5 separate regions of the Mus musculus genome follow, and regions 1, 2, 3 and 4 are each linked to region 5. A link is a loop called in an ENCODE intact Hi-C map of the cell type or tissue named here. Cell type or tissue: left cerebral cortex. All regions are shown on one strand. Each heading gives the region's core, and the rest is flanking DNA. Links, peaks and the distances in the headings are about the cores only.

Evidence for each region. A loop is a pair of places that touch in the nucleus more often than their neighbours do. Peaks named below come from ENCODE experiments on the same cell type or tissue, not always from the same donor. Only the 100,000 strongest peaks of a DNase experiment are listed, where the experiment ranks them.
Region 1: a loop joins it to region 5, with 2.4 times the contacts of the local background. A loop is called at or near these places in 24 of 42 quality-filtered maps.
Region 2: it touches region 5 in a loop (2.1-fold over the local background); 9 of 42 quality-filtered maps call a loop at or near these places.
Region 3: it touches region 5 in a loop (5-fold over the local background); 26 of 42 quality-filtered maps call a loop at or near these places.
Region 4: it touches region 5 in a loop (2.7-fold over the local background); 5 of 42 quality-filtered maps call a loop at or near these places.

What each region holds. Positions count from the first base shown.
Region 1 is chr13:50,961,108-50,967,321 of GRCm38, forward strand. No RefSeq gene overlaps it. Among named protein-coding and RNA genes, the nearest start is that of Gm32613, 27 kb to the right of the region's middle. In left cerebral cortex, for the core only: a CTCF peak has its summit at 3,164 (motif pointing right); a DNase peak (open chromatin) is centred at 3,186.
Region 2 is chr13:51,152,305-51,158,518 of GRCm38, forward strand. Spin1 (spindlin 1) reads left to right here. Exons shown (of 6, transcript NM_146043.4): 6 at 1-258. Among named protein-coding and RNA genes, the nearest start is that of Nxnl2, 16 kb to the right of the region's middle. In left cerebral cortex, for the core only: no CTCF peak of the experiment used is centred there; a DNase peak (open chromatin) is centred at 3,501.
Region 3 is chr13:50,948,437-50,954,650 of GRCm38, forward strand. It overlaps the pseudogene Gm8779. Among named protein-coding and RNA genes, the nearest start is that of 1700048B10Rik, 17 kb to the left of the region's middle. In left cerebral cortex, for the core only: CTCF peaks have their summits at 1,274 (motif pointing right) and 3,327; DNase peaks (open chromatin) are centred at 1,288, 2,418 and 3,274.
Region 4 is chr13:51,635,537-51,641,750 of GRCm38, forward strand. It overlaps Gm52049 (a long non-coding RNA gene), which reads left to right and starts at 3,700. Exons shown (of 3, transcript XR_003950639.1): 1 at 3,700-3,871. In left cerebral cortex, for the core only: a CTCF peak has its summit at 3,642 (motif pointing left); no DNase peak of the experiment used is centred there.
Region 5 is chr13:51,098,099-51,104,312 of GRCm38, forward strand. It overlaps Spin1 (spindlin 1), which reads left to right and starts at 2,782. Exons shown (of 6, transcript NM_146043.4): 1 at 2,782-2,892. It overlaps 9430083A17Rik (RIKEN cDNA 9430083A17 gene), which reads right to left and starts at 2,629. Exons shown (of 1, transcript NR_029463.1): 1 at 1-2,629. In left cerebral cortex, for the core only: a CTCF peak has its summit at 3,027 (motif pointing left); DNase peaks (open chromatin) are centred at 1,275, 1,527, 2,373, 2,598 and 1 more place; H3K4me3 peaks cover 3,124 bases; H3K27ac peaks cover 2,277 bases.

The sequences.
Region 1 (6,214 bases), core at 674-5,673, 140 kb before region 5:
TGCTAGTGCGAATGTGAACAGGTGTGGCTACTTGGGGAGACCATGAGGAAGAAGTGCCTCAGAAAGTTGAATACCACCCTTGCCCCAGCACTCCTTGGTGATGAAACAAAGAGTTGAAAGGCTCCAGATAAGTTCACGCGCAGCGGTTTCCTTCGTTGTCAGCATGGAGAAACGACCAAGATGTCCCATACTAGATGAATGAGACTCAAAAGGAAAGAAAGCCGGTGTGTCTGCCCAGTTACTCAGCTGTGAAGGGGAATGAGCTAAACCAGCACAAAAAGACATGAGCTGAGAGCCCTGGAGAGGCACAGCCCTGAGAGGCAGAGGGAGCTTAGGAGAGTTAGAGGCCAACGTGGTCTAGACAGTAAATTCCAGGATAGCCAGGGCTATGTAGATTCTGTCTGAAAACAAAACAAGTATGCAAAACCAACAAAGTCTTCCGCCATTGGGAGGGGGGAACAGTCTGAAAAGGTTACTTACATCTGAGTTCTCCTGCATGGTATTTTGGAAAAGGCTCCAGAGTCTATTAAAAAAAAAAATGTCAGTGTTTTATCAGGATTTGGAGGGCTGGAGAGATGGCTCAGCGGTTAAGAGCACTGACTGCTCTTCTGAAGGTCCTGAGTTCAAATCCCAGCAACCACATGGTGGCTCGCAACCATCCGTATTGAGATCTGACACCCTCCTCATGTGTGTCTGAAGATAGCTACAGTGTACTTATGTATAATAATAAATAAGTCTTTGGGCCAGGGGGTCGGGACAAGAGAACAAGTGTATCCTGTGCAGTTGGGACAACCAACCTTGTTTACTGAAGTGAAAACACGTGACTTGATATTTAAATATAAATAAATAAATAAGGATTTGGAGAACACCAAAGAAGGCAGGAAGGATGAACACTGGGGGCCAAGAGACAGTTAAGGTAGCGACACCCTCCTGTGGCGTTGTCATGGTGAGACTGTGGTTTTGTGTGTGCACCAAAATACCAGAGAACACAAGCGTGAGCCCGAGAGATGCTATGGGCTTCAGTTATGAAAGCAGACAGGGACTGCGTGGTTTCCCACGGGGCTGTGCCCCAATAAGCTTATTGTAGAAAATAGTGTTCAGTCACAAGTCTGCTACACCGGATCTGCTCTCTGCATTGATGACTGTACCTTGGCAGTGAGCAAGGATGGACATCTGTCCCACTCACCATCTGCAAAGGCCACCAGTGAACATGAACACTCACGCTTGTCACCGGTCTCCCATCAGCTATTTCTATTGAGCTTACAGGCTTACAAGACTGTTTTCCCAACCAGGGATTGATAAATGTGGTCTTCGGGTCTGTGCCTTCTCTTTCTTCCTTTAGCAGTTTTTTGTTTGTTTGTTTGTTTGTTTGTTTGTTTGAAACCAAAGTGTTATCATGAAATGCGCTCCTGCTTATCCACCTTTCCTCTTTCGGGTCACACTTCGGGGCCTAGGTCTAAGAATTCTTTTTTTTGTTTGTTTGTTTGTTTTTGTTTTTGTTTTTCGAGACAGGGTTTCTCTGTGTAGCCCTGGCTGTCCTGGAACTCACTTTGTAGACCAGGCTGGCCTCGAACTCAGAAATCCGCCTGCCTCTGCCTCCCCAGTGCTGGGATTAAAGGCGTGTGCCACCACGCCCGGCTGGTCTAAGAATTCTTAAGCCCAAAGTCAAATGCTTTCTCCTATGTTTCCATTCTCATTTACATGTGTGGCCTCTTATGGTTAGATTTTTATTCCTTCTCTCGGTCCATCCACCTCCCCCCTTCCTTCCTTCCTTTCTTCCTCCCTTCCTCCCTTCCTCCCTCCCTTCCTCCCTCCCTTCCTCCCTTCCTCCCTTCCTCCCTTCCTTCCTCCCTCCCTTTCTTCCTCCCTTCCTCCCTTCCTTCCTCCCTCCCTTCCTTCCTCCCTTCCTTCCTCCCTCCCTCCCTTCCTCCCTTCCTCCCTCCCTTCCTCCCTCCCTTCCTTCCTTCCTTCCTCCCTCCCTTCCTTCCTCCCTTCCTTCCTCCCTCCCTCCCTTCCTCCCTTCCTCCCTCCCTTCCTCCCTCCCTTCCTCCCTCCCTTCCTCCCTCCCTTCCTTCCTTCCTTCCTCCCTCCCTTCCTCCCTCCCTTCCTTCCTTCCTCCCTTCCTTCCTCCCTCCCTTCCTTCCTTCCTTCCTCCCTCCCTTCCTCCTCCCTTCCTCCCTTCCTCCCTTCCTTCCTCCCTCCCTTCCTTCCTTCCTTCCTCCCTTCCTCCCTTCCTTCCTCCCTCCCTTCCTTCCTTCCTTCCTCCCTCCCTTCCTCCCTTCCTTCCTGTTATTTATATTTTAAGGACAGAGTCTCATATAACCCAGGCTGACCTTGAACTTCTGACACTCTTGCCACGCACGGCTGCCTAAGGACTGGGATTCCCAGCATGTGCCACCATAGTCAGTGTATGAATGCTGGGCTTGAACTGGGGGATTCATGCATGCTAGGCAAGCGCTTTACCAACTGAGCGTCACCTCCAGGCCCTAAGAATATCTTCTTATGACGTGTGTGTGTGTGTGTGTGTGTGTGTGTGTGTGTGTGTGTATCCCCAGCCCTTCTCTGTGTCTTATTCCTTTCTGTTTTGAGACAAAGTCTCACTCTGCAGCCCAGGCTGGCCTTGAACTGGTGATGCTTCAGCCACAGTCCCCACTGAAATCATAGACATGTTCTGGTCCCTCAGCATATTTAGCTTAATATATTAATATAACATATCTTGTCATGAATTTTGTTAAGCCTGTACTATTATATGGTCACTTAGCATATCTAAGCATACTCCTAAGAGGTGAGTGTCGGATCTTTTGTTGCATTCTCATTGGCCCCTAATGCACTGCACTTTTTCATTTTAGGTTTTTTTCGCCTCTGTTTTTCAGATCGTACATATTCTATTGCTTTCTCTGATTTCCCCTGACATATAATATACATTCTTCTATTGAGCCCATCCAGAGAGATTCTTTTGTTTCAAAGTTTAATCTTCAATTCTATCACTTCCTCTAGGCTCTGGTATGAGTGCTGTTTTCTTGCTAAAATCTGTTTCTTCATTTGTAAATCATAATTGGATTTACTCTTTTTAAAAAAATATTTTCTTTTTAAATCATGTATGCGTGTTTGTGTGCACTTGCATATGCATACGTGCAGATCCATGAGAAGGCCAGAAGAGGGCGCCATGTCCACAGAAGTCGGAGTTTCCGGTGTCTGCGCTGCTCTGCGTAGGTGCTGGGATGCAGGTCCTCTGCAGAAGCAGCAAGTTCTCTTAACTGCTATATTTACCATGTACTGTCACTTTCGTGATGGCTTCTTTAAGATCGTTGCCAGACAATTCCAGTATCTGATTCTTCCTGGCAGCAGAACCTGATTTCTTTTTTCCAGTTGTAATTGTCCCCGGTTCTGTTATGACAGCTGTATTTTTATTAGATCCTGGATGAGCGGATGTTATCAGGAGACCCTTAAGTCCTCTCTGTTAGCAGGCAGTATCTCTGCTCATGTTTAGTGAGCAGCTCATCTGGGATAACTGTCACGGGCTGACGGTCCAATGGCAGCAGCAGCCCCAAGCCTTTGCAAGCAATCGAAGCTGAGTTGGTGCTGTGAGAGCCAAGCTGGAGGCTAGTGTGGGAATACAGATTTCAGGCATGAGATGTCAGTGTCAGGAAAGCTGCGGGTGTGATTGCCCACAAGAAATGGCTTTATTCACAAGCCTGATAACTTGAGTTCAATCCCCAGAACCCATGGCAAAAAGCCAGATGTGGAATTCATCTGTCATTCCAGCACTCCTCGTTTGAGGTGGGAGGCAGTGACAGGAGATCAGCTAAAAGCCCGAACGTCAGCTAGCCTGAAATATGCAAGCAAGAAAAAACAAGAAAGACCCTGCCTCAACAAGGTAAGAGGAGCCATCTTCTAAATGGTGTCCTCTCACCTCTGCATATGCTTCATCGTACATGGTAGCCACATTCACATTCACACATATGTAGGGAGCCATTCCGGACTTCCTGGTCAGCAGGATGGAAGTCTGCTCCAGGTAGTAAACAAGCCCATGTTTGGTGGATGGCCCGCCCTTAATCCCTGATTGGCTGAGAAAGCCTGCCTGGTGAGGTGATGTGACCTGTGGTAATTGGTGGGGGCGTGGTTGTGGCTGGAGAGGAGAAAAACACTTGTAACTAGAGAGGCAGGGGATTTGAAGTAAGTAGCTGTCTGAGTAAACTGCTTAAAGAAGAACCGGTGTTTGCATCTTTCTTGCTGGTCGAGTGGGACTCGACACACATATATACATCATGCACACGAATAGCCATGATGATGAGAATGATGGTGATGATGAGAATGATAGTAATAATAATGAACTTTTTAAAAAATATATACCCAGAAGAGTGCAGAAGTTTGGGACAGTCAAGGCCATCAGAGCTCCCAAGAGCAGAGCCCAACACCTGTTCATGTCTAACGAATGAAACCCATAGGCAACAATGAATGTGAAAGGCAAAGAATTATGTTAAGCAACAGGGAGAGCCTCCTGAGACCATGAAGCCATTCAAAGATGACTGTTACTAGAGCTCCACTCAGCCAAAGGGGTCTCAAGAAAAGGTTGTAACTGTGTAGCTCTTGCTTGGGGTTAAAGGATGGGCTTTGCAGAAAGGAGGGAACCACAGGGAGAGCAGCCAGAGGCTGTCAATCAGCCTGCTGCCACCTGCGTGCATCTGTGGGTTTCCAGTAAATGGGATGCCTTTAGTTAGAGTCCCAAGTGGTTGTCACCAAGCAACAACCTGTGTGCTCAGCAGGAGGCGCCGTCAGGGTTAGGAGCTCACTTGACTACCTGGTGGGGTCCAGCTAACTCCTGGCCTCACCAGAAAACACCCCTCCCCCACCCCTCACCTCCTGCTGGCACTAAGTCTTGCCATTTTTGGTGGGAGCAGGACTCTGCTTGGTCCCTACGGCTACCTGCTCATTTTGGAGGTGGCTGGGGACACCAGGCTAAGCAAGAGGAAACTCTTCTTGATTCTACTGCTCAGCTGTTTCTGTCTCAGGGGTGCATACTGTGGTCCTTGTGTGTAGGAGGTACAAACAGAAATATTTTAAAAACGAAAACTCAACTTCTGTTCAGAAAATAAAATTCTTCATTGTTATTTTTTTAATTAATCTTATTTTATATTTTATGTGTATGACTATTTTTTCAGAGGCCTGTCTATGTACCATGTGAGGACCTGGTCCCTGGGGAGGTCAGAAGAAGGTACTGGACTCCTCAGAACCGAAGTTATCGACAGTTGTGGTTACTGGTAATCAAACCCAGGTCCGTTGTGCCCACCCCACCCCCCTCACCTTCATGCATGAACAACAAGCGCTCATAACCAATTATCTTTCTCCCCAACCACCTCCCTTCGTTCTTCCCACCCTCTGGGGAAATTAGTTTTATATTTTTTTTCTCTGTTTTAGGTCATGATGTCACGTCCTGTTATGACCTGCCCTCGTCCTCGGGGAGCTTTTCTGTTGCGTGTCCCCTTGTCCCTTTGTCCTCCGTGTATACAGACAGAGTGCTCCTGCCATGCCACCCTCTGCTTCTCTTCCCTCCAGGCTGCAACTCACTCAGCAACAAGTTGGCAAGGCCCAGTGGCCCCTTGTTCAATGGCAGCCCCTGCGACAAGGCACACACTGCATAGTCCCATGCTCTCTACACTCAGCAGCTTCCAGCATTGTCTTCTTATGGGTACACTAGGATTTTCTAGGGCTTTCTCTTCACTTGTGGGCTCCATCCTGTACCCCACCATGAACCCAGAATCTATCCTTGCTGCTGGGTCCTGGCATGGTCTTGATGGGGACAGAATGACATGGATCCTGCCCCTGGCACAGAGCCAGGGAACATGGCCCTCCAAAAGTGTCTGATGACTGCTGAAAGCAAAAGGAGTCTTTACTTTATGGAATGTCCTCCCCCCTCCCCCCCCATTAACATTAACGACTCCATGATAATCAGACAGCATGAGTCCAGGAGGTGAAGGTGTGGCTAATGTCTCAACCAAAAAACAGTAAATACTGGGACTTTCAGGACAGCCCTTGAGGCTGTGGAAAAGAACTCTAGAAACTTGAGTTCAAAGATACATAATTTCTTGCCGGGCAGTGGTTGGCACACACCTTTAATCCCAGCACTTAGGAGGCAGAGGCAGATGGATTTCTGAGTTCGAGGCCAGCCTGGTCTACAGAGTGAGTTCCAGGACAGCCAGAACTACACAGAGAA
Region 2 (6,214 bases), core at 791-5,790, 54 kb after region 5:
CGAACGAATGAGTAGAGTTCAGAGGTCTTCGTGTTCACATTTAAAACTAGATAAATGACCTCATTTTCTTGAGCTTGAATTCATTTTTAATTTTAATTTTATTTTATACAACGTGTAGACGGTTCCCTGTTCTCTGCATTTAGAAGTATACACAGTACAACTGTTAATTCTGTAAGTAATTTTTATAATTATGATGTAACTCTTATCCTTCCTTAAAACATTAAAATAAACCCTTTATGTGCAACTTGTGGCTGTGAACTTTGTGCTGCTGTGTTGAATCTGCTGAAAGGGGTCTGGAAGTCAGGCAGTGTTTCCACCACATGGAAATGTCAGGGTTGATAGAAAAAGAAGGAAATGAAGGTTTGCTTGAGCGGTGACAGCAGTGCCATCTGATCTGGGCCGGCATTGCTGTCATCTCGGATCTAACTGTTGATGTTTTGATTTGACATTAATAAGAAATGTTAGTTAACCCCGACTTTTAAACTTCAAGCAATCACTGTACATAGAACTCGGTAATGTTTGTGGAGTGTTTTCATACCTACCCATTCTTCAAATATTGCCTCCAGTGCTTTTTGTTCTTAAATACAAGTCGGTGAGACTTGGTAGTGTAAGATGCTATTAGCACCTGTGCTCTGCCCCATGGGAATCTGAATCCACACAGTAAGTAGAGAGTGAGCAATGTTCTTAAATAGAATCTTTTTTAGTGTCTCTGTATTTATCCTGACCAATGTAAACTGTGTTTAAGGCTAAGATAGAGACATTTCCTGCATTCTTCTGCTGTTAGAATGGTTGTTTGGTGGCTTCAGGGCTTGGTACTACTGGGGTCACAGTGAGTGGCTGCAGCCAGGCCTGTCAGAATCTATCTAGCACATGAGTCACTGTGCTATGTACAGTAGATACTGCTCAGTAAATATTTTCTGGAAAAAGTAATAAAATGTAGTCTGAAGGTTGGGCACTCCTAGCCAATGAATCGGGTATGTATTTAAATAAGCTGTGGCTCTGTGGAAGACTGGGAAGCTAAACTGATGACAAAAGCGTTTAATACTAATGAGGCTTGAGGAGATGTTTTCTTTGTAAGGGCTTTGCTGACAACCCTTTTGGAGTGTTTCGTCATTTTATTACTAATAACCCTTTTCTCCCTCCTTTGAAGAGCAAGGCAGAGCAAGGCATGGAGACTCTATCCGGTATTTTAGAGGAGTGTGGACTTTACCCTGTATTGTCTAGGTCTCTTGAGGCCTTAGGCTTAATCATTAATTACTTCAGTAATCAGTACTTTAATGCCTCCTGGATCTTTTTTTTTTTTTTTTTTTTTTTAAAGGACTTAGGAGTTGATGGTTAGAAAGATAATGCATGCTTATATGCCTGTATTTTGAGGTAAAGATTCATGTTACCCCAGGCTGGCCTCAAATCCGTAATTTTCCTGAATGCCAAGGTTACAGGTGTGAGTCACCGCCACCCCTTGCACGGAAGTGTGTTGAACTTGATCCACAGTTTTCTTGGCCTCTAGGATTCAGGCCTTTTGTTTCTCTGTGACTTTAAGAACTGGTTCCAGAGTTGCTCTCAATTTATTTGCTCATTCGGTGGCTTTGTGTGTATTCTCTGTGTGTACTTGTTAGTGTGGGTAACTCCAGTAGGGCCTGGAAGTAGAAGGCAGGTGGGTTTGTCTTGATTTCTCCCTGTTGTATTTGACAGTCTCCTACTGAAGCTTCAAGTCACCAGTTCATCTAGGCTGACCGGCCAGCCAGTGAGCATCAGGGATCCTAGCCCGCTCGTCTCAACTCCCTCACTTTGGGGTTACAGATTTGTGCAGCCACCGCTGACTTTTTACATATGTCCTGGAAATCCTGACTCGGGTCCTTCTCTTGTAGAAGATACTTTCTAGACCATATTCTTTCCCTATCCTATTTTGGATTTTGGACACCAGATTTCACAGCCCAGGCTGATTTCAAACTCCTGATCCTCCTGAGTGCTACAATTGCAGGCATGCACCATCATGCCTAGTCCAGTGTTATTTTATTTTATTTTTTGGGGGGTTTTTCGAGACAGGGTTTCTCTGTGTAGCCCTGGCTATCCTGGAACTCACTCTGTAGACTAGGCTGGCCTCAAACTCAGAAATCCACCTGCCTCTGCCTCCCAAGTGCTGGGATTAAAGGCGTGCGCCACCACCGCCTGATTCCAGTGTTATTTTTAAAGAGTTATGTCGTGAAGGGAATTTCTTAGGTCCAGCGCATGCCTTCTCTAATGTTTATGCTGTGCCCACACCGGTTTTCAGCTACAATGTTTCAGAGAACCAGTCATTCCTGATCGACAGCTGTCTTTAGATTGGTTAAGACTGGAGCCAATAAGCCACAGCAGGTGGGTCTGCTCTGGGCCGCATGCTTCATTAGGTGAGATCACAGTTCCTGCCCACCAGCACGGAGGATCTTCTACCTGCATGGCCCCACATGGCATTTGCTGGCCCAGTGGTTGAATAGGCTCATCCTGATTCTTGCAGTGTCGTGGCTCCTTTGACTTAGTCCATCATAAGTTGACTTCAGAGTTTGGTTTCTGCGCCAGAACTGTGGAAGCTGACTGAAGAGAAAGGATTCAAGGCCAATTTATATACGCGTCATTTTACTCAGTCAAAATACCTTAATGGAGCGAAATAAATAGGTATGTGGCTAATCTTGCTATTTCTCTGTTTAGTTGTGTTTTTGCAAATAATGTGAACTGATAAAAGTATGACATCATCTAACCTCAGAGACAGAAGAAATGGCTTCTAAGATTGTTTCTGTTACATGTTTTGGGAGGATTTGGTTGGTTTGTCTTATAAGACAGTCTGTTGTGTTCCAGGCTGGCTTTGAACTCACTACCTTGGTCCTTCTGTCTCCACCTCCTAAATGCAAAGATTATAAGTGTGTACCAACATGCCAGATTTATGTTAAGACTCAAACTTAGGACGTCATGCTTGCTGGGCAAGCACTGTCCTCACTGAACCACAGTCTCTGTGACATGTTTAGAAGTTGTCAGCGGAGTTCCCTGATGTTATGCTGAGCGACTTGGAAGCCATGATGGGCAGCTGCTGGACTTCACAGATAAATAAATGAACAGGGCTTTGTAAGGACTAGCCTTTGGCAGGGATTTGGCACACTGGGCTCTGCTCTTTAAAACATTTCTGAGCCTCTTACAGGATTTTCTTGATCATCTCTGAACACTTAGTTCTTTTATATGTAAATAATAGGACTGTCTGTTTGTGAGAGAATAAACTTATTTTTGCTAAATTTCAGAAACAGAGTAAAGCTATCCAGAGGTCAGTGCGTCATGGTGCCTGCTCTGAGTGCTGCTACGTGAACAGACTTGCTAGGCGGCTCTGCCGGGACTGTCACTGCTAGAGTGGATGGTGATGTGTGACATTTGTGACATCCAGGGTTCTTTCCCGTGTTGCACGGAGGAGCCAGTACCAACAGGCATCCCAGTCCTTGTGAGAGAGCAGCTCTGGAGTGTGGCTCTTAGAAAGGGAAAGTAAAACACAAATGGCTTGCAGTTGCTGCCTTAGTAGACGCTGCGGTAGTACTTCAAAAGCTTAAAAGGGTTGGCAGTCTGTACAACAGAGTGCTGGCTGGCTAGCAGCCACAGTGTTCCTCCAGATCCTCAGAACCCTGGTCAGGCCGATTGCTGGCTAGGCGGTCCCAGTGGCGACTCCTCTGGTGCCCCACGTGCACTGTCCTTCACTCTCGTCATGCATGAAACATGGGCGCTTCCAGTCCATCCCATGACTATCAGAAAAACCCCCAAATTCTCATTTCTGTCTATAGGATGTGGAAGTTTCTTTTTTAAAGTGTATGGGGGAGGGCCTCAGTGGCTCTCTGATACTGTGGAGGAGGACTGCACAACCCCTTTGTGTGTCCTTCATGAAGGACATGGGTAGAAAGAAGCCACAGTCTTTGCCAAAATACCACAAGAATGGCGTCAGCCTCGTTGCTGATGTTGCTCCCCTCCGAAACCTTCGGATCCTCAGGACTACTGATGTCCAGGCTTTGGTTAGGATATTCCCCATTGAACTCTGCCTACAGCCTTCAGCCATTTTTCTAGTGCAAAGTGCCAGACAGAGTCTTCCACATTTCACCCAGAAGCCAGCATGGTGAGGGCTTTCCCACAAGTACTCTGACTTGGTACCAGTTTCTGTCTTAGTTACTTTTCTCTTGCTATGATAAAGCACCATGACCAAGGCAAATTCTAGAAGGAAGGGGTGGGTTTGGGGTTAGGGTTCCAGGGTGTCAAGAGTTCATCACATGGCAGGGTCACTGTGTGGTGCCTGGAGCAGCAAGCAATGAGGAATAGAGTGTGGTCTTAAACTTCCAAGCCCATCCTCCAGCAAGGCCACACCTCCTAAACCTACCCACATACCCACTCTAATATAGTGCCACTAACCAGAGAGCATGTATTCAAATGTTAGAGTCCATGGGGGAATCTCACTTGGCCCACCTCACGTCTGGCTTTGGGTTTTGATACATTAACTTGCTGAATGGGATTTACTGTTGCAACAGGCTTCTGGGACCTACCTTTTGGCATCTCCCAGCACAGCGGTTATATTGCTGTACCCAGTGTTCGTTCTTTCGTTCGTTCACTCATTCATTCACTCATTCATTCATTCACTCATAGGTTCTAGAAGTCCAAGCTCAGGTCCATGCTTGTGTGGGGAGCACTTTCACCCACCACAACAGCTTGCTGGCCCACAATTCCTCATCCCTTAAACCGCTCTGGCTTTATAGTATCCAAGTGGGGCCGAAGAGTAAGGTGCTGGGTTTTTTTGTTTTTTTTTTTTCTGGGTGCCATATTCAGGGTGACTGGACAAACTATCTTTTTTTTTTTTTTTTTTTTTTTTTTTTTTTTTTTGGATACAGGTTCTCACTGTGTATCCCAATCTGATTTGAGACTCTTCCCCCTGCCTCAGCCTCTCTGTACTAGGATTGCAGGTACACTACTTAATCCTTGTCCCTCCTCCTCCCCCCTACCTGTGAGGAAATGCTAGCTTGATGGTGTCGATGGGGATACTGTGAGATTTCATCCAACTCGTTGTGGAAAGGTTAATATATCTTGAGGAAGGAAGCTGTTAACGTGGGGCTTCAGTGAGCCAGGGCTGTGTTGATGTTTTCTTTACACTGTAAAAAGAAGAGTAGCTTTGATTTCATCTATATGGTGGCTTAGTTCTGAACTGAGTTAAATTTTCTTTTCACAGTTAATATTAGGGGCCTTCAATAAACACATGATTTGTTCATCTGAGACAATTATTTCCCCCCAAGAAAAGAGATTCCTTTGTAACAAGAGTTTTTAAGTTGAAAATGATGTCTGTACAACTTCCTCTTTTTTTTTTTTTTTTTTTTTGTTTTGTTTTGTTTTGTTTGTTTTTCGAGACGGGGTTTCTCTGTGTAGCCCTGGCTGTCCTGGAACTCACTTTGTAGACCAGGCTGGCCTTGAACTCAGAAATCCGCCTGCCTCTGCCTCCCAAGCGCTGGGATTAAAGGAGTGTGGCACCATGCCCCGCTTTTTTTTTTGGTTTTTGTTGTTGTTGTTTTTTTCTGTACAACTTTGTTAACACTAAGAATTCTTAGTTAAGAATCACTTAAGCAGGGCTGGAGAGATGGCTCAGAGGCTAAGAGCACTGATTACTCTTCAGAGGTCCTGAGTTCAATTCCCAGTAACCACATGGTGCCTCACAACCATCTGTAATGGGATCTGATACCCTCTTCTGGTCTGTCTGAAGACAGCTACAGTATACTCATACATAAAATAAAAAAAAAATCACTTAAGCATAATTTTGTGCTTTTTTTTTTTAAGGGGTGTGTGTGAGTGAGTGTGCAAGAGAGTGTACTTGTGTGCTCATAAGTGCTCAAGGAAGCCAGTGGGAATCCCTTGAAGCTAGAGTTATGGGAATTGTGAACTGCCTGATGTGAGTGCTCAAAACAGAACTGCAGTCCTCTAAGAGCAGCAGGCATTCTTAAAGCTGAGCTATCGAGAACCCCTTTGATGGTCTTTAATGGCAATACTGTAAGGGTTCATGATTCGCCAAAGAATGATACCTTGGGCTCAAGTAGTATACAAAAGCAAAGAATGTTTTATTCTGGAGAAGTCCAGCATGCTGGGGTCTACCATCTTCCAAGATAGGGGCACCCGAGTGAGCTCACAGGCCCGATTTAAAGCACATTAGGGGAATTCCAGGGAGGGGATAGGTGAC
Region 3 (6,214 bases), core at 800-5,799, 150 kb before region 5:
CTCTTAACATTCCAATGGCTCTTCTAGTTCAAAGTTCCAAAGTCCTTCCACAGTTCTCCCAAAACATGGTCAGGTTATCACAGGAATACCCCACTATGCTGGTAGCAGTTTGTCTTAGTCAGGGTTTGTATTCCTACACAAAACATCATGACCAGGAAGCAAATTGAAGAGGAAAAGTTTTATTCAGCTCACACTTCCACACTGCTGTTCATCACCAAAGGAAGTCAGGACACGAACTCACACAGGGCAGGAACCTGGAGGCAGGAGCTGATGCAGAGGCCATGGAGGGTGCTGCTTACTGGCTTGCTTCCCTTGACTTACTCAGCTTGCTTTCTCATAGAACCCAGGACTACCAGCCCAGGGGGCCCTTCCCAACCCCCACCCCCACCCCCACCCCCCACCCCCGACCTCCCACCCACCTTGATCACCAATTGAGAAAATGCCTTGCAGCTGGATCTCATGGAGGCATTTCCTCAAGGGAGGCTTCGTTCTCTGTGATAAGTTCAGCTTGTGTCAGGTTGACACACAACCAGCCAGTAGACAGAGTCTGTATTCTCTTCCTCTGCTTATGTTGCCAGATCAGTCTGTCTGTCTATCTATCTACCTTTTAGCTACTATCCATGATCAAGCATTTATTTATCTTATATCACTGATAATCTACTTAATCTATTCTTATCCTCTGTCTATCACATATATACCTGTCTCTTATCTATCAAATATCTGTCTATATTGTCTATCAATCATCTATCTTTCTACATACAGGGGTTTTTGTTTCATTTTTTTAGACAGGGACTCATTATATAGTTCAAGAAAGCCTATAACTTGCTTTGAATCCCCTCTGGCCTTCAACTCCTACCCTCCTACCTAAGCCTCCTGGGTGTTGGAATTACAGGTAGGAGACACCATTTCTGGCTAGTTTAAGAGACTGGCCTTAAACTCCTGTGTTCAATTAATCCTCCTGCTTCAGAATTCTGAGTAACTGAGAATATGGCGTGCACCATTCTGTCTGGCACTTTCATCCTGCTCAATTTTCCTGGATAACTCCCTGAGGTCACCTAGTGTGCATTCTATTAGATTAGAAGGAAACAGATGATTTCTGGATTTGGAGCAGAGGGTGACCTTAAGATCCTTGATCCTCCTCCTTCACTGTACATTTTAGTGTTTCTGTGCCAAGTGCTCCACCAACAGTTGCTGTAGTGAGAGAGTAACTTCCCTTTCTGATTTCACCTCAGGCCAGGAGTGGATCAAGCAATGGGGAAGACTGCAATATTAGAAGCTGACAGCAGGTGGCACTGTAGGAAAAGGATAAGCATTTTAGAGACAAAACTGTAGTGTGACACATCTGGTGATATGGGTGTGGAACAGCAAGCACCTCTTACACATCCTCAGGTGTTTCTCCCAGGGATGCTTCAGCTCAGACCGGCACTCGCTGTGAGACCCCTTCATCCCCTCTCCTGACATTCACACGTTCCTCATAACCTGGAAGAAAGTTTAGTGAAAAAAGCTTTGATGCTGGTGACCAGGAAAGCAAAGCCATTCTGTTGCTGGTGTTCCCATCACAGGCTCGAGACACACATCAATGGTGCTCTGCAAAGTCTCTGTGGTTGTGAACATGGGGGTCACACACTGTGCTACGACAACACAAACACCTTAGATACTGTCTTCATGGAAGTGTCCATGCAGTCTCTAGGACTGATAATGGTTGCTTCTCTTGGGGGTTAAATTGAAAGACTGTGTTGGGGCTCTCTTTTTTGTGACGCCTCCTAGGCCATCAGCTGTGTCAAGATGAAGCTAAACATCTCCTTCCCTGCCACTGGCTGTCAGAAATGCATTGAAGTGGATGACGAACGCAAGCTTTACACGTTCTATGAGAAGCGCATGGATACAGAAATTGCTGCTGCTGCTGCTCTTGGTGAAGAGCGAAAGGGTTGTGTGGTCCGGATCAGCAGTGGGAATGACAAGCAAGGTTTTCCCATGAAGCAAGGTGTTCTGACCCATGGCAGAGTGCGCCTGCTGTTGAATAGGGGGCATTCCTGTTACAGACTAAGGAGAACTGGAGAGAGGAAGCGCAAGTCTGTTCGCAGATGCATTGTGGACGCTAATCTCAGTGTTCTCAACTTGGTCATTGTAAAGAAAGGAGAGAAGGATATTCCTGGACTGACAGATACTACTGTGCCTTGTCGGTTGGGACTTAAAAGAACTAGTAGAATCCGAAAGCTTTTTAATCTCTCCAAAAAGATGATGTCCGCCAGTATGTTGTCAGGAAGCCCTTAAACAAAGAAGGTAAGAAGCCCAGGACCAAAGCACCCAAGATTCAATCAATGTCTTGTTACTCTACGGGTCCTGCAACACAAACGCTGACATATTTCTCTGAAGAAACAACGCAAAGAAAAACAAGGAGGAGGCTGCAGATTACGCTAAACTTTTGGCCAAGAGAATGGAGGAAGCCAAAGAAAAGCGCCAGGAACAGATTGCCAAGAGACGTAGGCTGTTCTCCCTAAGAGCCTCTATTTCTAAGTCTGAGTCCAGTCAAAAATGAGTCTTTAAGAGGAACAAATAAATAATGACCTTGAAAAAAAAAGGACTGTGTTTGGGATGTGACCCCTACTTTTTGCAAAGCCAGTGTTTTACAGTATCTGAAAAGAATGTTGTGTGCTCCATCCAAGTGGAGAATGGGGGGGGGGGTACTGCTAAAATATTCTTGGTGGGGTTTTCTTTATTTTTTTTCTTTATTCTTATTAAAGGGATAGGACATCAAGTGAACTAGAATGAGAAACAAAGATGTGGTGACAGTTTGTATATGCTTGGCCCAGTGAGCAGCACTATTCGAAGGTGTGGCCTTGTTGGTATGTCACTGTGGGTGTGGGTTTTAAGACCCTCTTCCTACTTGCCTGGAAGCTAGTCTTCTCCAAGCTGCCTTTGAAGCAAGAGGTGGGACTCTCTGCTCCTCCAACCCTACGTCTCCAATCAAACAACTAGGTATGTAGCCCAGTTGATGGAGAGCTTTCCCAGCATGCACAGAGCCCCAATACCATCCCTGGCACTGCATACCGTGGAGCTGAAAGAGGAGCTCACTCATGCAAAATGAGATCATTCCTATTTCAATCTCTGTTAAGCAGATACTCTGGTCGATGAAGTTTCTGTCTCTACTGGGCTGTGCACATCTCACGGTAGCTCTTGGGGAGATGCCGGACTGAGTTCCTCTTAATCACTGGTCACATTTTTCATCCATCCTTCACTAGATATCCATGAATCGTATCCAAACCATGAGGCAGCCCAAAGGCTCCTGTATTGAATCTGGTTCCTGGTCTCCAGATGGTGGTGCAATTGAGAAACAGTTGGATCGTGGTGGTCTAACCACTCAATGCTCCATCAAAGATCCTTTTGCCATCCATTTCCCTCAAAATGATACAATTCCACGCTTCTTTGAGGCTGACTAAAACTCTATGTCTTTATGCGTTCATCTGTTGGTGGACACCTATGCTAATTGCATCCGTTGGCTGTCGAATATGAAGCAGCGATAAGCATGGGTACAGCAGTATTGTTGTATTTTAATCTAGCTCTCCAGGGGTAGGTGAGCCAGACCTACCAAGGTTCTCCTTTTTCATTTCTGAGAAACTTTCTGATTTCCACTTTGGTTGCACTAATTTATATTCTTAGTGACTTTGCAAATGGATTCCTCCCCTGGCACACGTCGTTGATAGCATGCACTGATTTCTTCATGGTAACCATCCTGACTAGTGAAATGGAATCTCAGTGCATGACTTTACCTGTTTGGGGGTAATTTGAGACAGGTTCTCACCATGTATCCCAAGATGGCTTTAAGTACACAGCGACCCTCCTGCATTAGCCACCAGAATCCTGGGATGACAGGCAAAGACCACTGTGCCCAGTTTCAAGGTAGTTTTGATTTGCATTTCCAAAAGGTAGCGTGTGCCAATTGCTTGGATAGAGCTGGTTCCGTTGGAGCCCATGAACTGTCAGATGTGAGAATCAAGCAAGTATACACAAACATTTCCCTTAATTCTTAGTTAATTCGACTTGTTTCATATTTTCTTCTTTTTTATGAATATTTTAATGAAATCTAAGAAAGCGTAAGACAAATGACTGAGGACATCTTGTTCAAACATGAGGTCCCCTACCTATCTACTTGCCAGGCAGCAGAAACATAAGTGGGCAAATTAAATTTAACTCATTGCCTGCTTGATACAGCGAAGCTTCAAAATGTGGGTGACTTTTCTGTTTTCTCAAAACACACAGTAGCATGTTGTCTTACTCAGGCTTGCCATTGCTGTGAAGAGACACCATGACCGAGGCAACTCTTATAGAGGACAACATTTAATAGGGGCTGGCTTACAGGTTCAGAGGTTCAGTCCATTATCATCAAGGTGGGAGCATGGCAGTATCCAGGCAGGCATGGAACAGGAGGAGCTGAAAGTTCTACATCTTGATCCAAAGGCAGTCAAGAGAAGACTGCCTCTTCCAGGCATCTAGAGAGTCTGACAGCCCACACCCACAGAGAGACACTTCCTCCAACAAGTCTATGCCTACTCCCACAAGGCCATACCTCTAATAGTTAATAGTGCCACTCCCTGCACCATGCATAATTAAACCACACAGCACTAGGTAACAGAGATGGGAGGGTCATAAGTCCTAGGTGATCCTAACCTACACAGTAAGTTCCAGGCCTGTTTAGGCTATATAGCAAGACCTGGCTTAGCTCCACTGAAAATCTACATTTGTACAGGTTTTATTTTCAATTTTTATTGCATTTGTACGTTTATTTTGTGTGTGTGTGTGTAGCCACCCTCATGCTGCAATACACATATGGAAGTCAGAGGACAACCTGCAGGAGTGAGTATTCTCCTTCCACCATGTGCGTCTTAGGTCACTAGGCTTGACAGCAAGGGCCTTTATTCACAGAGCCATCTCACTGGCCCTGGGGACCATTTCTGTCTAACACAGAAAGAGAGCTTCCTCGGACTAGATGGTTCCTTTTTGATGTTCGACCCATAAACTCTGAAAAAACTGGTCTGTCACAAAATCATATTTCGAAATTGTAAAATAGGAAGAATTCTCTTTTCTCCCAGGAAATAATCAGAAGATGAGAGTAAAGAACGCATTACCCTGACACAGGAGTTAATGTGCCACTTTGTGTTCTTCGAGCAGACCATGCGAAGCTTGTAAAGACTGAAGGGCTGTTCCAGAGCTGGAGGTGGGACAACACAGGAAGAAAAAGGAGAACCCATTAGAACAACAAAATTTCTCTTTAGAAGACCAGTCAAATCACACAGGACTTTCTTGGTTTTTCCACTAAAAACTAAGTTATTTGGAATCCAACTTTGATTTCTTAGGTTCAAATTCCTTCTGTGTTTTCAAATCACTTCCCCAGGTCCAGAGAGTTGACTCCGTGATTATGAGCACACTCCTGCAGAGGACTCTGTTTGTTTCTCACCACCCACATAAAAGTTACAACCACCTGTGACTCCAGTTCCAGGGGATCCAACGCCCTCTTCTGACCTCCATGGGCATTGCACACATGTAATACACACACTCGCACGCAGACAAATACTTATACAACATAAAATAAAAGTAAATAAGCTTTAAAATCATATTTCGTTAGGGATGGAGAGATAGCTCAGTGATTAAGAGCACTCGCAGAGGTTTAATTCCCAACACCCAAATGGTGGCTCACAGCCCCAGAACACAGGGACCCAGCAGGTGTACATGTCGTGCACACACACACACACACACACACACACATAAAACATTCATACACATAAAAAAAACCAAATCTTTAAAACTATTTTCCCAAGGATGAAAGTTTTCATTTACAGTGTGTCCTGGAGTGTTTGTCAATGCTGAACATTTTAGATGAAGTTGGTGTATTAGTAATTTTCTCATTGCTGTGACCAACAAAAATCAATTTAAGAGAGAGGACTCTTCTGACTGACAGCTTAAGAAGGTATTCTAGTCAACATGGTGGTACAGACCCTTAAATCCCAGCCCTCAAGAGGCAAAGCTGGCAGATCTCTGTGAGTTTAAAGTCACCTGATCTAAATAGTGAGTTCCAGGACAGGCAGGGATGCGTAGAAAGACCCTGTCTCAACAAACAGGCGAAACAAGAAGGGATTCTAGCCGGGCGGTGGTGGCGCACTCCTTTAATCCTAGCACTTGGGAGGCAGAGAGGCAGGCAGATTTCTGAGTTCGAGGC
Region 4 (6,214 bases), core at 804-5,803, 540 kb after region 5:
TAAGGAGGCTGCTGGCCTAGATCACTTGCTTTCTATCCACCACTGCACTGCTGTCCCCGCCTTCCGCTTACCCTTAACCTCGAGGCTACTGCCATCCGTGTACCAGCTCGAACTCTCAGGCCAAGGCTGATCTGATCCTTCAGATCATTTCGAGTATGAGTTCCTTCTGCCAGAATGTCAGCACAATGATGAGTAGGTGAAGTCTCAGGCAGTAGTGAGATCGAGGATAGCAGGGGGAGCGAAGGTCACTCGTTCAGTCAACAAAAAGCTCTGACAATGTGTCCATCGGTCAGGGGAACAGTTGGATAATGCTTTTAAGAGCGTTAGTCAGCCATCGGTCATGGGGGCTGAACCACACTTTCTAGGACATGTGCCAAGTTTTGTCTCAGAGTCAATTTATCTGCGTCCTTGACCAGAAGCCACTATGTGCAGACAAGCAGGCCATCCTACAGCCACCAGGTCTAATTTTTTACAAGTATGCCACAGATCCTTTTCAGGGTCCCAATCTCTGAGTAAGAACTTCTTTGGCAATACCTTTGTTCTCAGTCACATCTAGGAGTCCCATAGCTGGGGATAACATTAGGGCAGTCTCAATAGCATCCAAGGACATCCAAGGTTGTTCTTTATTTTTATATACGAAGGGCTGTTTATCTCTTTAACTCAGCAAACCTGGAATCCACAATCTGCAAAAGCCCGCAGTGCCCAGGAACTTTTTAGCTTGTTTTGCACTGGTCGGTGGAGGAGTATGAAACACAGTCTCTTTTTCTAGCTGCTTTAACAGGTAGGCCACCGGACTCTTCTAAGGACTCAGCTTCTGTATTAGCACCCCTTTTGTTATCTCTTTACTTTTAGCCACGAACAGGTGAAGGGTTTGGTCATGAGGGGGGCTCCTCTTCTTTTTGTTGGGGCAGTCTCTCACCCAGTGCTCATTTTCTTTACAGTATACACGTTGATCTTTAGCCAAAAGCTTTCTTTTGTTGCCAGGTACTATCTAAGTTTTTTTAATTTTCCTGACTTTTGTGACCAGCATTTTATTTCTCTTATCTTTTTGTCTTACAGCACAGCTCTGATTCTGACTTTGGTCTCTGTCTTTGTCAGCCTTATGTTTCTTTAACTCTTTTTCTTGTCTGACTCTTATTTACTGGTTCTTCCTCTAAATATTTCTCATTCAGAGTATCTCTCTCATTTTAGACCTCTCTAATTGCCACTGTCATCTATCTCTCCTGAGTCTGCTGAAGATTTGCTTTTAGCTCACTTTTTTGCAGACCTCTATCCTTCCTTTGTTTTTCCTCTTCTGCACTTTCTTATCTACTTACACTAACTTTCTTACCAACTTAACCTGTCCTTCTCTTTGCTTTTGTATCTTCCTGTTACCTTGGTCAGATTGTTGGGATACTTTCTAGTCCCACAGAGACGAGACCCCCATCAGAGCCTGGCAGTTAGACTCACAGGTGCTCCTTACCTTGGACAGAAGCCCCAAGTGGGCGGATGCCTCCCTCACTGGAACTTGGAACAGACTCACTGCCAGCAACTCAGGGTGGTGCCACCTTCTGAGAAGAGGGAACTTTAGAGCAGAGACGGGAGTGCAGCTCTCACAGCTGGCTGCAACCGGCACTTATCTTAAAGTGAAAGCAGTTTTTCTGTTAACAAGAGACGGGATGGGAGGGACAGGGGAATGAGAAGCTGCCTGGGAACCTGCGGCGCTCTTGGCCGGCTACTCGCACAGCCTCCTCTTCTTTTTTTCTTCAGCAGCCACAGCATCCAGGCCACTGACTTCTCAGGGACCACCCCTCTTTTGCTCCGGATTTCCGAGCTCATTTTTCCCTAGGTCTAGGTCCATGGGCGGGACCACTGTGACCCGCTGGCTGCTCTCTGGAGTTGGAGTGGGAGGCAGGGCAGCTGTTGATCTGAAAGGAAGTGGTCAGCATAGGGATCTGACAGGATTTTTAGGCTTATTTCAGAAGGCATAACTTAAAAACAGTCGTCAGTCATCAGTCCAAGTCCGAACACAAAGAGACACAAAAGACACACACAAAAACCGTAAACCACAAACAAAAACAAGATAGCAACAGAGAAAAAGAAGACACCAGTATCTCTAAGCACACTCGTCCGCGCCTGGACTTGTACAACCAGCCAAGCCAAACGCTATTTAACACAGGTGGGACTCAAACCCACAATCTCAGAACTGAAAAACAAAGACAGAAATTCAGCGGTGCCACACTTAGACACTTAGATAACAGACAACATAGACGACTCACAAAAACAAACGTAAACAAACAAAATTACCAAGCGACAGAACCAGAGTCAGAGAAAGGGGAGTGGACACAGATTGTCCCATTTCTAGAAAAACAGTAGTCACAACAAGAGCGGACACGAGACTAAGACAAAAAAGAAACCAGAAGAATCAGATGGCCTCTCTAAGGCCGGCCAATTGAGACCCTCTGCACGAGGTGGGACTCGAACCCACGATCTTGCAACAAAACACGAGGTGGGACTCGAACCCACGATCCCGTGACCAGACGCGAGGTGGGACTCGAACCCACGATCTCGCAACAAAACACGAGGTGGGACTCGAACCCACGATCTCGCAACAAAACACGAGGTGGGACTCGAACCCACGATCTCGCAACTGGGCACGAGGTGGGACTCTAACCCACGATCTCGCAACCCCAAATGGTCTCTTGGCCTTCAAAGGGGTCCACCAGGCGTCCCTGATCCTCCCCTGTTCTTCTTGGGACGTCTCCCAGGGCGAACGGACGGTGGACACCTGGACACGTCTATCCTTATCCACCCCGCACTCCCTCTCGGAGCGCGGTCTCACTGAGCATCCGCAAAACTGAAACTGCGATCGCACCAGACTTAGAAACAGAACACAGACATTAGAACACAGACATCAGAACACAGACATCAGACCAAAGCAGAACAAAGAATCTTACCTCTAAGTGGGTCTAGGACCTCTGGGTGGTCGCGCTGTTTCCCGGCCAATGCACCAAATGAAAGATTCTCGAATTCCCGGCCCATGTACCAAATGAAAGACCCTCGAGGGAAGACCCTCACTCAGACACTTAAGTCCCGGGACAGCCGCGTACCCAAGAAGACACTGAGACCATACATAAAATGTAGAAGGTAAGATTTAATAAAGCAGCGACATGAAAGCACACAGACCAGAGCTCTGGGGTCGAAATAAAGCAGCAACATGAAAGCACACAGAGCTCTGGGGTCGAAACTCATACACCTTAGCACAGGGTAGAGGAGTCTCGACGACGACGACTCAAATTTTTCACAAGCTTTTAAAGGAAAAAACCACAAACTGGGAGGGGGAATGGGGAGGGAATAGGGGAAGTTTAACAACCACAAGTTTACTCAACCAAAGAGTCATATCCTGTGATTGGCAATACATCTGGCCTGTTGAAACATTCTGTGGTTGTTCCAGAAAATGTTTTTCTCAAGTATGTTTTCCAGATGGGAGGGGGTGGGCTCCGAGGTGAAAGTTCATGTTCTCACAAGAGGCCAGTAATTTTTCATTCTTCACCAGCAGAGGAGGCCCCGGCAGCAGGGTAGAAGAACCAGGCGGTGAGAATGAGGGCAAGCAGGCAGATAGCAACATTACTTACTTCTTCCTCTTATCGAGGCTGCCCTCTGGTGGTGTAGTACCCTCCAGTCATAATTTGATGGATATTTTCTGCTTTGCATACACAGCTCCTGGCATCTGATCTCCAAGATGACCAGAAATAGTGATGATACACTATGAGTTCTATCATTTGCTTCTGGATCCAGAACAAAGTGGCAGTTATGAAGACAAACTTTTAGAGACAGCTGCTTGTGTCGATGAGATGAGTTCTAGAAAAAGCCTATGAAACCATGAGTGGGGGTGAGTGTACTCCCCTGGACACCTACCAGATTCAGGACGGGGAACACATGTGCTTGCCTGGCTTGTACCAGGCCCTGAGGGCAATCTCCAGTCCCTCCCCACTCCCACCACACACATTCATCCAAACTTTCAGACCGAAAAAAATGGCACCAATGTTAAAGAGTCTACAAGTCTTACTCAGATAACTGATGACTGGTTAGAACTGGTCACTGTGCAGAGTTGTAATGTTGCCAATCCAGGGCTAAATTATCCTGGGACAGCTTTAGTCCCTTTCATAGCTAATCATTACCTATCTACTTCTTCTTTCTTCAGCTTCTGGGGTGCTGGGATTACAGGGGTGTACCTCTATAACCCTTTGGGAAGTACCTTTTCAAAAAAATATTTATTATATGTAAATACACTGTAGCTATCTTCAGACACCCCAAAAAAGGGCATCAGATCTCACTACAGATGGTTGTGAGCAACCATGTGGTTGCTGGGATTTGAACTCAGGACCTTTGGGAGAATGTGAGTGCTCTTAACCACTGAGCCATCTCTCCAGCATGCAAAATAATGGGTTTCATTTTGGCATTGTCAGTGTGTGGAGTGCACTTTGCTCCTTAGTTCCTCATTACTATTTTGTACCCCTAAGTTCTCCTCCTCCTCTTCCTCCTCCTTCTATCTACCTTCATATCACACATGTGTGTATATACCTTTTAGAGACATCTAGGGTCCACCTAAGAGAATTCATGGACATGTATCTTAGAAGGCTTTGCCTCATTTCATTTAATATACTGGTCTCTAGTCCCATCTGGTTCTAAATGACATAATTTCATTACTTATAAATAAAATTTATCACACACACACACAGGTATATGACAGACACGTAGTCTGATTCCATATCTTGGTTGTTGTGAATGGTGTCACAGGAATGTGCCGATGTCTCTGTCATATGCCAAATTAGTCCTTCAGGTGTATAGCCAGTAGTATTCAACTGGATCATAGGACAGCTCTATTTTTAAGTTTTTAGGAACTACCATATTGATTTTCATAGAGGCTACACTATATTGCTAGCATCTGTGTACATTACCCTGGCAAACTGTGCCCCCATTTGGCTAGCATTTGTTATTTTGACATTTTCTCATAGAAATGAAATGAGACTCAAGGTAGTTTTGGTTTGCCCACATTCATAGCAGGCCTTGCCCAGTTAACCCTCTGGGAAAACCCCTCACAGGCATACCCAATGTTCTTCCATGTTGATGCCCATGGTTTCTAACCGAGGCAAGTTGACTCCTGTGTTTCTCCACAAAGATCTCACTGTTGGGTTATAAACTACAGCAGTGTCGAAATCTTTTTCACATCACAGCACACAAGATGAGATCATTTTTGCACATGGCAACAACAGGCATCTTAATACTATTCCAGTTTTTAAAGTGGACATATGGAAGGCTTTCTGTGTTGGCCATGGGTCATTTGGAGCTTCTGTAAAGCTTTCCCTGGTGTTCTGACAGTGTTTACTATAAATCTGTTTTCTACCAAGCTCCTCCCTAGGCCGGGAAGATGGCTCGGCAGGAAAGAGTACTGGGAGTTAGTTGGTTAAGGTGGCAATAAAAAATAATTTTAGCCGGGCAGTGGTGGCGCACGGCTTTAATCCCAGCACTTGGGAGGCAGAGGCAGGCGGATCTGAGTTCGAGGCCAGCCTGGTCTACAGAGTGAGTTCCAGGACAGCCAGGGTTATACAGAGAAATCCTGTCTCAAAGAAAATAATAATAATAATAATAATAATAATAATAATTTTAGCTCCCTTTCCCATCTATATGCTTCACTTAGAAGAAGACTCTGGACAGATAACCAGGTAGATCCAGAGGTGTGATGAGATCGTAGCACGTCCCAAACTCTGGAACTTTTAGAGGGATTAGAAAAGATCATTTAAATAGTTGAGCTAAGCCAGGAGTGGTGACACAGACCTTTAATCACAGCTCTGGGGAGGCAGAGACAGGTGGGTCTAATCTACAGAGAGAGCTTCCAAACGCCACAGCTACATAGACCCAGTCTCAGCAAACCCAAACAAACAAACAACTGCTTTTGAGTTATATATTGATATAACACCAAAATAAATTATATCTTTAAGCAAGTTGGTCTGAATACTAAAAAAAAAAAAAAAAAAAAAAAAAAAAAAAAAAAAAAAAGAGGAAAAAGAGGAAAACCACCTCAATTCATTTTATGAGGACAATAGACCAGAGAAGAGGAACGCACAAAAAAGCAAGGGAGTCAGTGTGATGTTAGATGGCATGAATTTTTCTAAGTAAAATCCAATGTTCGTTTTTAAATTGCATCTTGTCAAGTATCTCAAGATCCTAGGAC
Region 5 (6,214 bases), core at 511-5,510:
CAGCTTGGGGTGGGAGAAAAATTGTATGTAGGCCCTCTGGCTAAGGATACTAAATGTTCATAAAATAACTTTGAACCTATTTGAGTAATGTCATATTACGAGAATTTTCAGTTATTCAGAAAAGTCAGAGAAGCCTGAAGGGACAATTAACAGACCTATCACTTGGATTCACTAGTTGTTGCATTTGCTTTAGCTACACAGAAATGTTTTTGAAGCCAGCAGAGATAAAAGCATTTGCTGCCAAGTCCGAAGAACTTTTTTTTTTCTTTTTTCCTGTTTTGTTTTTTAAGACAGGGCCACTCTATGTAGAGCAGACTGGCCTTGAACTCAGAAATCTACCTGCCTTCACTTCCGAGTGCTGAGACACACAGCACGGCACCACCACTGCCCAGCAATTTGATCTGTGAGCTGGTATGTGCTTGCCACCCCAGCTCTTGGTAGGAGAGCGGCAGGTGGACGAGAATGGTGTTCAGGATTGTCTTTGGCTGTATAAAAGTTCTGACCAGCCTGAGCTATATGAGACCTCATCTTAAAAACAAAAACCAACTCTGTCCCTGAGTCCAATTTAGGCATTCATAAATCTAGAATGTAGCCCGTGTTATTTTTGACAGGTTGCTGGAGACCATCAGTCGAGGCAAATTTAAACCTGAGGTTGTGAAGAAGTGGGAGAAAGCAAGGCTTGAAGGGTTGATTGGTCAGTTGGGTCTGCAAGTGGCCTCAGATAGGTAGAAGCCAAGGATGACACCAAATGCCCTACCATGCACGAGGCCAGGTATTGGGGAGGCTTACACAGGAAGACCTTAAATTACAGGCCTGCGTGGGCTTACCCAGCTAGATAGTGAGGCCCTGGTTCAAGCAAAACAACCCAATACTCTTTTCCCCAAGTTACCAGGTCCCAAAATGTCAGTAAGTGCTAGGCAGATGTGAAGGCCATTTTTGTCAACTTGACATCAGGAATCAAAACTCCAAAATGGATGGGCCCACCAGTGATGGATTTCTGCTTAATTAAACCATTTGATATGGATCTTTGAGGTAAAAAAAATATACCTTTAATCCAGACCTTTTGAGGTGGGAAGAGACACGGTTAATGTGGATCTTCTGAGGTAGGAAGACATACCTTTAATCTGGGGCACACTTGTTGGCAGCTTATTTAAAGGACACGGAATAAGGAAGTTTTTGCTCTTTGCTGTCTCACTAGCAAGTCCATTCCTTCACTCACATTATAGCCTGCTTGAGATTCCAGCGTATGCTGAAGACCAGATGAGACATTCAGCTTTCAGTACTGAACAACTACTGAATTCCTGGACCTTCTGTGGGTAGACAGCCATTGCTGGACTAACTTGATCAAAGCCTGTGAGGTATTCTAATACATACTCTTTCCATATGTATATATTCATTTTGTAAGTTCTGTTCCTCTAGAGAACAGAAAAAAAAAAACAAACCAAAAAAAACCAGGCGTGTCACCAAGGAAACGGAAGTGTTCCATACTGTCACTCCAGCCTCCTTCCCTATCACACCCTTCCTTGTTCCTGTCAGCCTCCACGATCAAACATTAAACACAACAAAAGCTAATCTTCTCTCAGTGATCTCCAGGCTGGCTGCATCTCTACTGAAATTAGCCCTCTCTTCGGTCTGTGACTACGTTGCTCCTGCCAAGAATGTCATCTGAGACAAGCATTTTAATTTGAGCAGGCACATATCAATCTTATTTTGAAAAAAAAAAAAAAAGTGCCAATGGAATCCCAAAGAGCACAGCGAACTAAGAGCCGTGCTGCAGGTTTGGAGTGCGCAAAGGGCTTTCCAATAACGTCTTGTAATTCGACCTGGCAACACTCTGGCAGGAGGCTTATTACAATGCGGCAGTGCTACAGCACTCGAGGAACCAGGTCGGTGACCGCCTGGATCCAGACACTGGGTTAAAGGAGGGAAGGAGACCCAGACGAAGCTTCAGGTCCCGTATTTCACTTCCCCTCAAACCAAACCATCCCGGACGTTTTCTTTTTCTCTCTTTCCTTGCCCACAGCCAAACAGATCCTCAATAGGCGATCTTAACTGGAACCAGAGTCGCACGGATTCTCGTGCGATCGTGGGAAGTCTTGGCTTGCAGCCTCGCGAGGAGCCCGGGGTGACTTCTAGAGCAGCGGCTGCAGCTAGGCCAAGGCTAGGTGTTTGCAGCAGCCACCCTCAGCAGGTGTTCGCAGGAGGCCCTGAGCTTTGCAAGCTGAGCCTAGTTCCTCAGCCACTGCGCAGTGCGGCGTACAGCAAGGCGGTGTGTCTTCAAGGGAGCATGGGGGAGCCTATCCATATTTTTAAAGGGCTCGCGTCCTGCAGTCCAAAGCTGCTGCTCCGCAGGAAAGTGCACCTGCGCGGCGCACGGTCATGTGACCTAGCCTCCTGCATCTCCGCAGCTAGCCAGGCAGCTACCCGAGACAGCAGACGTAAGGTCCCAGGACAAAGAGTCAGGATAGCTCCTGGAAGCCGTCCTCCCGTGCAAGAGTAAATACCAACGCCCGCTACTCTCCGTTCGTCTTCCCGACCCTGCTCCGCTTGTAAGAGAGGCCGGCTCTACGCCAGGCCCGCGGCTCCCCAGCGTGTACCTCGCCGCTCCGGGTGCGCGCCCCACCCTCCAGGTGAGCAGCGCCAGGCCCCGCCCCCGCCGCCAGGGCCCGCCTCCCACCCGCGCCTGCGCAGTGCGTCCGGCGGCGCCGGGCGCCGGGGCGGCGCGGCCGTCGCAGTTCGGCGGGCGCAGTGCGCGTGCGCCGTGGCGGCCGGGGGGCGGGCGGCGGCCGCGGCGAGGAGCGGGGGTGGGGAGGCGCCGTCTGGCTCGGGCTGGGCCGGCGGGGAGCACGAGCGAACCACGGCGGCCCCGTGGGCAGCCTCGGTGGCCGACAGGTGAGACGCGCGTGGGGCTGGCTGCAGGGCCGTGAGGGGGGAAGCGAGTGGGCCTCTCACGGCGCGCGGACCCAGGTGAGCATAGCCCGCGGGGCCCCGGGCGCATTGTCCGCGGGCGGCGCCCCTCAGCGCCCCCTGCCGGCCGGGCTCGGTGGGGCCGGGGCGCGGCGGGCTGGGGCCGGGGCGTGCGCGAGTTCCTTTGTTCGTCGCCCCCGCCCGGTCCCCGCCGCCCCCGCCAACATGGCGCTCGCGGGGTCCCTGCCCCAGCCCCGCGGCCGCTTCCCGCGCGCTTTGTTCCGTGCCGGGCGGGGGGCGGGGGCGGGGGCATTGCGTAACCGGGCGGGGGAGGGGCGTGGCGGGACCCCCGCGACGGGTCATCCCGGTGACGCCCTGCCTGGGGGGCTCGGGGCGCGGGCCTGCGTGACCTTGGGTTTGCCTCCCCGAATGCGCCCGATAGATGTGCGGTGCGGATACTGCGCAGCGCCGGGGGTCGCGGTCCCTGGCGGCTTCCTGCACGGATGGTGCGTTCTGGGCCTTTCCGGGAGGCGGGGGGTGTCGGGTTGAGAAATGGCTTCAGTCATCCACGACGTTGCCTGCGCATCTCAAAGTTTGTTTACGCAATTGTTTTTATATTGATTTGGTTTCGATGGTCTATGAATTGGGTTTCGGGTTTTGTAAGGATTTTTCTCTCTGTGTGTGTGTGTGTGTGTGCGCGCGCGCGTGCAGTCTTACTTCTGGTTTAAAGGCTTGTTTATTTATCGTGTACATCCAAAAGCAATACAAGATTCGTTCAAGTGTTGTAAAGGATTTTAGTGTGACTAGCGAGAAAGATGGTATCCGTATCGAAATGCGAATGCCTCACTAACTTTCCTTGGAATTTTCTGGAAGAAGCTGCAGCCTGAAAGGATTGATGGAGAGTAATTGCCTTCTGCATAGCTTTTGTTAGAGAGTGAAAATGAAACCGGATCTTAGACGTTTTTTTACCTATACATCCTGAGCGCACTTCTGAGGTGGTGAAATTTTGGAAAGATAGAAGAGGCACATCTTTAGCCTTTTTAACCCCTTCAGTATTAGTTAATGGGTGAACACGATTTACAGGATGTCCGTTATCAGATTTGGTAATTGTGTATTAACGTAGCCTGCTATGTTTATAAAAACGTGTAGTGTTTCTCTCAATAAGTAAAACGAAATTAGCTTTAAAATCCTACTTTGACATGCCTAAGAAATGGATCAAGCAAAAGGCTTTCAGTCTAAGTGAATTTGTATGAGGTCTCCTGTACTCTAGACTGGCCTTGCGCCACTCTCCTTTTTCCGCCTGGAGTACAATCGAGTGAGGGGCTGTCTTTTTATACTTAGGATTTTTGAAATATATGTGTGTGGATGTTTTGTCTGCATATTTGTCTGTGTACCACATGTGTGTCTGGTGCTCAAGGAGTCCAGAAGAGGGCTCTGAACTCCCGGGACTGGAGTTAGACAATGGGAGTGCTGGGAATCAAACACGGGTCCTTTGGAAGAACAGCCAGTGAGTGCTCTTAACCGCTGAGCCATGCTTAAGGTTTTTTAAAAATAGATTTTCACTATGGAATTTCTCTAGTCAAGCCCACTTTAGTGTTCAAAGGAGGTGCTTTAAGCCTTTCTGGGATAGCTAAGCTCTGATGCTGCCCATCTCTTACATAGGATAGGGTGGTCACCCTTCACCAGGCCTAGTAACAGGATTGTAACCCTAGTTGTTGAGGAGGGTTGGAAGTTTAAGGACAGCTTGTATAATTTAAGGTCCTGTTTCAAAAAGTCAGAAGTCTGTGGTAGAGCAGTTGTCCTGCACATACATGTTGGACTCCAGGTTTTGCCTCCTAGTACAACAAACTACCTACCATGTAAACGTTCCTTAAATAGAATAGGTTGTTTTAGGGAATGAAGGCATTTCTTTCATGTTGTGGATACACCCCCAGCATGTGCCCCCAATCTGTGGATAGAGGCTGGGTGGCTGTTTAGGTAGTGTCTTTAATTGCCAGCTCCAGAGCAAACAGCAGTCTGAGGCGGTATGCTCGGCCAGCCCTGTGCCTGAGGCCCTGCCGGTCTGTCATTCTGAGGGATGAGGTGCCCTCTTCTTCTCTCCTTAGGATCACATTTCACATTTTCATTTTGGGAACTCTGAAAAATACTGCTCTTAGTGAGCCTGGGACTTCCTTTTATGGGGCAGTAGAGGGCTGAAGACAAAGGATGAAAGGGAGCTGTGGCCTGAACGTTGCTTCCCTCGAAAAGTGGAAGCCGGGAAAATCCCATAGGAAAACAGCTAGTTCCACATCCAGTCACTTCTGGATGGCGTTCGCCGAGGATCAAAACTGAGTGAGAGCACCTCACTGAGGGACTCTTGTCCTGTGGATTGAACTGGCCTGTTGGGGAAATGTGGTTGTCTTTGATTTTTCTGAAGGTCAGATAACAACTTAGTTTCAGTTTGGATAGCTTCCATAGGAGTGACTCCGTTTTGATCTCTGAGCTGGAAGACCATGGCTTCTGGACTTTTTCTGACTGTGTCCTTACGATGTCTCTCAGCTGTGTCCTCCCACTAGAGAATGGTAATGTGGGGTTGATGTGATTTGTGTGTGCTGCTTTGTTTTGTGGGTGGTCCAAAATTTCACCCTTAAACCATTTGTAAGAGTTAGTGTCCTGGAAAAACTTTTTTGTAGAGTTTGATCTTTGGGGCAGCTAACACGGTTTGGACTGACTTATTTGCAGCACTTTTTTTTCCTACTGTGTTAGAAAAAACATGAAGGGAGCCAGGCATGGCACACACCTGTAATCCCAATACTGAGGGATGGAGGAGGCAGGTGGATGAAAGTTTCAAGCAACACAGACCTATAGTGGAGAATTTGGAGGTTGGAAATGATATCTGCATGCACATTAGTAGAACCTCAGTTTGATAGAGGATATTTAAAAACGGGTATTTTATTTTCAGCCAAACGTCTGTTTTTCTAGCTGCTTTGTTGAGTTTGGAAGCCTGGTGTTGTGTAAAACATTGTTCAGTACCTTCTTCTCTGGGTGAAGCTCACCTCTGCAGCAGTGGACATTGACCTGGAGGGGAGACTTTAGAGCCTTCAGCCCCTGAGCTGCAGCCTGGGAGGAAGGCTGTCTTTCTCCAAACTTTATTGACTTGTAGAGTTCCTTCCTCGGTGTAGTTCCAGAACCACCGCTGGACAAGTCAGTGTCGATCCCTTCCCCTTCCTTCCCAGCTTTGCCACAGTTAACTAGGGTCAGTTTTGTCTGCGCCATGAAGTTAAACAGCTCGCTTGGAAGTGTCTTCATACTGAATGTCGTTTAAGTT